3 separate regions of the Homo sapiens genome follow, and regions 2 and 3 are each linked to region 1. The links are chromatin loops, found by intact Hi-C in ENCODE. Cell type or tissue: endothelial cell of umbilical vein. All regions are shown on one strand. Region 1 overlaps LOC107985383 (a long non-coding RNA gene). Region 2 overlaps CSTL1 (cystatin like 1). Region 3 holds the start of LOC105372574 (a long non-coding RNA gene).

The links. A loop is a pair of places that touch in the nucleus more often than their neighbours do. Peaks named below come from ENCODE experiments on the same cell type or tissue, not always from the same donor. Only the 100,000 strongest peaks of a DNase experiment are listed, where the experiment ranks them.
Region 2: it touches region 1 in a loop (6-fold over the local background); 12 of 110 quality-filtered maps call a loop at or near these places.
Region 3: it touches region 1 in a loop (7-fold over the local background); 7 of 110 quality-filtered maps call a loop at or near these places.

Annotation. Positions count from the first base shown.
Region 1 is chr20:23,667,170-23,669,669 of GRCh38, forward strand. LOC107985383 (a long non-coding RNA gene) reads left to right here. Exons shown (of 5, transcript XR_001754712.2): 3 at 1-333. Among named protein-coding and RNA genes, the nearest start is that of CST4, 21 kb to the right of the region's middle. In endothelial cell of umbilical vein, a CTCF peak has its summit at 1,404 (motif pointing right); a DNase peak (open chromatin) is centred at 1,442.
Region 2 is chr20:23,440,719-23,443,218 of GRCh38, forward strand. All of the region lies in intron 2 of CSTL1 (cystatin like 1), which reads left to right. Among named protein-coding and RNA genes, the nearest start is that of CSTL1, 2.3 kb to the left of the region's middle. RefSeq lists enhancers at 1,206-1,305, 1,708-2,287. In endothelial cell of umbilical vein, a CTCF peak has its summit at 1,281 (motif pointing right); a DNase peak (open chromatin) is centred at 1,303.
Region 3 is chr20:23,722,416-23,724,915 of GRCh38, forward strand. LOC105372574 (a long non-coding RNA gene) reads left to right here and starts at 132. Exons shown (of 3, transcript XR_937387.2): 1 at 132-341. In endothelial cell of umbilical vein, a CTCF peak has its summit at 1,423 (motif pointing right); no DNase peak of the experiment used is centred here.

The DNA.
Region 1 (2,500 bases):
TAAAGGCATGTTCATCCAGTATGCACACTGAGTGTCCTCCACATTCCACAGATTGTGAGAAGCACAGACACATTACAGAGAATGAGATGGATACAATATTGCCTTAAACGAACTGGTGGCCAAGCCAAATTCTAACTGCAGAGAATGATCAGGAAGGAGCGATTTGAGGAAATAACATGTGAGCTAGACTTTTAAGGAGGAGAAAGAGCCAGCTGCAGAAAGCCAGCAAGAATGGTGTTTAATGCAAAGAAAATCATAAACCGACCCCTAGCTGGAAATGATCCTAACCTGTGGAAGCTCCTGAATTGAGTGAGGAACCGGCTGGCAGGAGAGGTAAGCAGACTGGGTTTGGTGGATGAGCAGATATCAATTCCTGCCATGCCTTGCACACCGTGCTGAAGAATTTCTATTTTACTCCAAGTGAAATGAGAAGCCTTTGAAAGCTTTTACCAGGACATGACAAGACACCTTTTATATTATTAGAAGGCTGGCATGGCCACAGGGAAGGAACAGGCTTCTAGTTGGTGAGAATGGGAGGGTGGAGAACAGTCAGGAGGACATTGCAGTTGCTCAGGAAAGAGAGGACAGTGACCTGGGCCTGTGCCGTGGCCGGGAGTTGGAGCACAGGAGACTCAGGATGCCTATGAGAGGTGGCGGGGCAGGACTTGCTGAGGGCTGGGTTGAGGGCGCAGTGAGGAGGAAAGAACAGAACTCCAGCCCAGGCCTGAGTAAGTCACAGGATGGTTACTCAGCCAAGGCAGAGGTGAGGATGAGCAGATTGTCAGGGCTGGGGCTTTGGGGAGGAATCCAGAGCCGTCCTCATAGAGTGTTGGGGCGTTATGCATGTAGGACTGTGGATCTCAAATGCCACCCCGTGGATCCAGCTTAGAGGTTCAGGTTTTACGAGAGTGCAGGGGAGGGCACCTCTCAATTTTGATCATGGACTTCATTTGGGGCAGTACCACATGGTTTTCCATTATGAATTAGTGATAGTCAATTTTAATCTTTGCCAACCATATTTGGAAAATTAACATTAGCAATTCTTAATCTAAAAAAGCATGGATTACAGGAACCCAGAGTCTATAACCCATGGCTTGGAAGGTGTCTGAGAGAGATCCTGGGCTGTGTCAGATTTCGCAGAGAGGGTGGGTGGCTGACCTCTGAGAGATGGAGGGCTTCTGACAGGAACTAAGGTGGGAAGAGTCTCGCAGAGCGGCAGTCTTCCTACCCCACGATAAAGAAGGTGACAATATGTTGAAATATGACATGTGAAGATGAAGAGATCATGAAGAGAATCCTCCAAGGTGGCAGATAAACCACAAAGCTACAGGGCAATTCCTGTGCCCCCAGCCACCTGCCCTGTAAATCCCGGCATCCTCCACTTCACCACAATGACCAATAGAGGGCAGCATTCACCCATGGATGACCAGCCCCTCAGGTGCCTTTTACTCCAGCTTCACCCTGGGGAGCAGGCTCTGAAGGTGGCCCTGGGGTCGACATAGGATCTGCATTGAAGGAAGAAGCTCTACTAACTAAACACTCCCTGAGTGCTGTATGGGTTCTGCAGAGGCCCCTCTGCTTGGCTCTGTTCTTGCTGCTCTGGGCTACAGGGGTGTGCAGGGTTTTATTGATCAGAGCAATGGCCAGTAGATGGCATAGCCTCCTTTTCCTGCAGCTGTCCCCACGGCCCTGCTGGACAGGCCCAGAACGGACCCTCTCAGAAGACAAGGACTCTCTCAGGGTGGGTGATGAACATGTGGACACCTCTGTGGACAAGACTGGTTTCTTTCCTCTCTTTCACTCTTCCCTCTTCCGCTGTTATTACTGTTGGCCCTCTTCCTCCCCTCCCCCTTTACTAAAGCTACCCATCTCCCATCTCCTTCTTGCTCATGGTCCCTTCTGGAGGTCAGAGGTGTGAATGCCAGGGAAAATCTACTTTTGTTCTTGTGGTTAACAGGGACACGTGATCCATTTGTGACAGACACAGTTTTCCATCCACGATGAGGTGTCTAGGGAGAAGATTCACCTTAGTCCCGATCTGATAAATCTCTAGACAGTGGAACTCTCTTACTGGTACCTGCTCAGGCCTGGTGCTTACATTCCGCTCCAAATAGCTTCATCCTCTCCCATAAAACATAATATCACCACCATCTCCATCCAAGCAATCATCATTATCATCACCACAATCACCACTGTCCCATCAGCATCACTGTTATCACCACTGTTGTAAACATCATCACTAGTGTCACCATCACTATCTCCACCAACCTCACCATTAACATACTCAGCAACATAAGCACCATTATCCCCATTATCATCAACACCCCCATCACCACTAGTACCATCACTGTCAACCACCATTACCATCACCACCATCACCATCATTATCAACACTATTGCCATTGCCATCACTATTACTACTAACATCACCATCACCACTATCACCACAACCACCACCATTACCATCACCACCATCACTACCATCACCACCACCATTGCC
Region 2 (2,500 bases), 230 kb before region 1:
ACACTTAGAGGCAAAAGTGTTCACTGAGGATTAAACTCTTTTTTTTTTTTTTTTTGAGATGGAGTTTCGCTCTTGTTGCCCACGCTGGAGTGCAATGGCATGATCTTGGCTCACTGCAACCTCCTCCTCCCAGGTTCAAGTGATTCTCCTGCCTCAGCCTCCCAAGTAGCTGAGATTACAGGTACGTACCACCACACCTGGCTAAATTTTTTGTATTTTTAGTAGAAACCGGTTTTCACCATGTTAGCCAAGCTGGTCTCGAACTCCTGACCTCAGGTGATCTGCCCACCTCGGCCTCCCAAAGTGCCGGAGTTACAGGCGTGAGATACCACGCCCGGCCAGCTCTTTTTCCTTGGGAAGAAATGCCTTTCATTCTGATATTTGACCCTGCCGGAGTGACAGCAAGGATAATTTTGCTCCCTTTAAAGTTCTCATTTGGCAAAATACAAATATTCTCTGTAGGCCTGTAGCCCCCAATATTTTTTCAATGTGTAGGGTTGTAAAATTCAAAACTGGGTGTTCTGTGTTATACAAACTTCAAATTATACAGAGGGTTTATTCTGGAAGTGGAGAGGATGTGAGAGATAGGGTTCAGCCAGATCACCTCACCTTCTGTTTTACATATAAAATTTCTCTGAAATATATCAATTGAAGGATAATAGAAGAAAGAAAAGTTGTTAGGGAACCCCTTTTATTGGTACAACATTTCCTCAAGGTCAGATAATAAACTATACAGTCCCCTTGGTGTCCATGAGGAATTGGTTCCAGGACCCCTCAGGATGCCCACATCCATGGATTCTGAAGTCTTTTATGTAAAATGGAATAGTGTTTCCACATAACCTATGCACATCTTCCCACATATGGTAAATCATTTCTAGATTAATTATAATAAGTGGTACAGTGTAAATGCTATGTAGATAATTATTATACTGTACTGTTTAGGGAATAATTACAAGAAAAAATGTTCAGTATACAGGCAACCATACATTTTTTTTTCCTGAATATTTTGATGCACGGTTGTTTGCATCCACAGATATGGAGCTCGTAAGTACAGAGGGCTGACTGTAGAAGTTGGGGCAGCAACAATGCTACGTCCTAGTTCAATTAGCTAGATTTGGGAAAACACAACTGGCTATGGGAAAGCTCTCTCGCCAGAGAGTAAGGCAGCTGGAACAGAGAGAACCGGCAAGGCGGGAGGGCAGCGTGGGGAGGACCAGTCAGCATAGGTCAAATCCTCATCCCAATGCAGACTGTCCCACAGGCTGGCTCAGTGAGGCACTTCTACCACAAGATGGCGATGTTGCCCATTTGGTTCTTGGTTCTTCCACAATTGGTTAAGACCCCAAGGAGGCTTGCCTTGTGAAATCAATCCATCACCATTAAGTTAGCTGTTAAGGAATAATGATGAGCATTTGATGTCATTCACATTGATAAGCAGACAGAGCAGGCGTGCCTCCTGGTAGCTGGGTGATCTTGGCATGGGCCTCTGGGCACCCCCACACCCATATGACCATTGTGTCTGTCCTTACACCTCACAGAGGGGACAAGAGCAGGCGTGGAGGGCTGCCAGGTGCCTCTGGGGGCTTCACGCCCAGCTCCTCCCAACTGAGGCTCCTGGTCAAGTGACATCCAGACTCTCCAGACCTCAGTTTCTTCACCTGCAAAGTGCCTCAGAATAGGAGGGAAGCACTTAGCACAGTGCCAACATCTGGTAGCACTTATAAAAAATCTTTGCTGTTATTATGACTACTCCTGTCATTATCGAACAAATAAGTCTAATAACGAATAACACTTTGCACACTGGAATGTCAGTTACAGTGATGACGGGTGGTTTAGTTTTTTCTTACATTCTGAGCATGCTGAAAGTCAGTGTGACCGTGCCTGGGGCAGCCCTGCAAATGCCCATGCATGGATGGCCCCCACATGTTTGGGTGCGGGGAGGCTGGTACTGCCCTCAGGTCTAGGCTCCCTGCTGCCCTGTCCCAGTGTTTGCTAAGGGTGTCTTCCTCCCAGGAGCAGTGTGGGCACTCTCTGCCTCAGTCACCACCCCAGAGATGACCAAGCCCTCTCACTGGGCTTGACCAGTGACAGGGCAAGGCAACAGGGAGCTTCCCAGAGCTTCTCCTGCACCGGTGAAGATCCACTAATCCACATATCTACTCAGGAATCCAGCTCAGAACCCGACAGGGAACCGTAACCCCCAAGCTCTCTGTTAGTCTCCCTTCTGGGCGTAGGGCCTCCCTGCCCACAAGGGCTTTTCCAGGCTCCAACCCCTGCAGGCTTCATGGCCTCACACTTGATCACAAGTGAAAGAGCCATGGGGAAATCCCTGGCATGCGTTCTCCATGGCTCGTGTACCCACCATGCCTCCTTCCTTCATTTCTGTACACGCTAGGAGGAAACTGGCATTATTCTCCTCATTTCCTAGATGAGGAAACTGAGATTCAGTAAAATTTACAGAGTCTGCAGGGGGTAAAGCCAGATTTTGTGTTCTGTCACT
Region 3 (2,500 bases), 55 kb after region 1:
AACACCCATAAAGGCATGTTCATCCAGTATGCACACTGAGTGTCCTCCACATTCCACAGATTGTGAGAAGCACAGACACATTACAGAGAATGAGATGGATACAATATTGCCTTCAATGAACTGGTTGCCAAGTCAAATTCTAACTGCAGAGAATGATCAGGAAAGATCAATTTGAGGAAATAACATTTGAGCTAGACTTTTAAGGAGGAGAAAGAGCCAGCTGCAGAAAGCCAACAAGAGGGGTGTTTGATGCAAAGAAAATCATAAACCGACCCCCAGCTGGAAATGATCCTAACCTGTGGAAGCTCCTGAATTGAGTGAGGGACTGGCCGGCAGGAGAGGTAAGCAGACTGGGTTTGGTGGATGAGCAGATATCAATTCCTGCCATGCCTTGCACACCGTGCTGAAGAATTTCTATTTTACTCCAAGTGAAATGAGAAGCCTTTGAAAGCTTTTACCAGGACATGACAAGACACCTTTTATATTATTAGAAGGCTGGCATGGCCACAGGGAAGGAACGGGCTTCTAGTTGGTGAGAATGGGAGGGCGGAGAACAGTCAGGAGGACATTGCATTTCCTCAGGAAAGAGAGGATAGTGGCCTGTGCCTGTGCCGTGGCCAGGAGGTGGAGCACAGGAGACTGAGGATGCCTGTGAGAGGTGGCGGGGCAGGACTTGCTGAGGGCTGGGTTGAGGGCGCAGTGAGGAGGAAAGAACAGAACTGCAGCCCAGGCCTGAGTAAGTTACAGGATGGTTACTCAGCCAAGGCAGAGGTGAGGATGAGCAGATTTTCAGGGCTGGGGCTTTGGAGAGGAATCCAGAGCTGTTCCCACAGAGGCTTGGGATGTCACCCATGTAGGACTGTGGATCTCAAATGCTACTCCCTGGATCCAGCCTGGATGTTCAGGTTTTACCAGAGTGCAGGGGAGGGCACCTCTCGATTTTGATCATGGACTTCATATGGTGCAGTACCACATGGTTTTCCATTATGAATTAGTGATAGTCAATTTTAGTCTTTGCCAACCATATTTGGAAAATCAACATTAGCAGTCCTTAATCCAAAAAAGCATGGATTACAGGAACCCAGAGTCTATAACCCATCGCTTGGAAGGTGTCTGAGAGGGATCCTGGGCTGTGTCCGAGTTGGCAGGCAGGGTGGGTGGCTGATTTCTGAGAGACAGAGGGCATCTGACGGAAACTAAGGCGGGAAGAGGCTCACAGAGTGGCAATCATCCAACCTCACAATAAAGAAGAGGACAATATTTTGAAATGTGACATGTGAAGATGAAGACATCATGAAGAGAATCTTCCAAGGGGCAGAGAAACCAAAAGCTACAGGGCAATTCCTTTGCCCACAGCCACCTGCCCTGAAAATCCTGCTGGGTTCATGAGTTTGCAGAGAACCTCTGTAAGGTGGGGCCTGCATCCTCCACTTCACACACTGACCACCAGAGGGAAGCACTCACCCACTGATGTCCAGTCCCTCAGGTCCCTCTACTCCAGCTTCACCCTGGGGAGCAGGCTCTGAAAGTGGCCCTGGGGTCGACATAGGGTCTGCCTTGAAGGAAGAAGCTCTACAAACTAAACACTCCCTGAGTGCTGTATGGGTTCTGCAGAGGCCCCTCTGCTTGGCTCTGTCCTTGCTGCTCTGGGTTACCTGGGTGTGCAGGGTTTTATTGCTCAGAGCCATGGCCAGTAGATGGCACAGCCTCCTGTTCCTGCAGCTGTCCCCACAGCCCCTGCTGGACAGGCCCAGAATGGACCCTCTCAGAAGACAAGGACTCTCTCAGGGTGGGTGATGAACATGTGGACACCTCTGTGGACAAGACTGGTTTCTTTCCTCTCTTTCACTCTTCCCCCTTCCGCTTATCTCCCTGTTCACTCTCTTCCTTCCCTCCCCCTTTACTAAAGCTACTCATCTCCCAACTACTTCTTATTCATGGTCCCTTCTGGAGGTCAGAAGTATGAATGCCAGGGAAAATCTACTTTTGTTCCTGTGGTTAACAGGGACACGCGATTCATTTGTGGTTAACAGGGACTCGCGATTCATTTGTGGCAGACACAGTTTTCCATCCACGATGAGGAGTCTAAGGAGAAGATTTACCTGAGTCCCGACCTGATAAATCTCTAGAGGGTAGAACTCTCTTACTAGTACCTGGCCAGGCCTGGTGCTTACATTCTACTCCAAATAGCTTCATCCTCTCCCATAAAACATAGTATCACCACCATCTCCATCCAAGCCATCACCATTATCATCACGACAATCACCACTGTCCCATCACCATCACCGTTATCACCACTGTTGTAACCATCATCACTAGTGTCACCATCATTATCTCCACCAACATCACCATCAATCTCAGTACCATCAGCACATTTATCCCCATTATCATCAACACCCCATCACCACTATTACCATCACTATCAACCACCATCACCATCACCGCCATCACCATCATTATCAACACCATTGCCATTGCCATAATTATTACTACTAACATC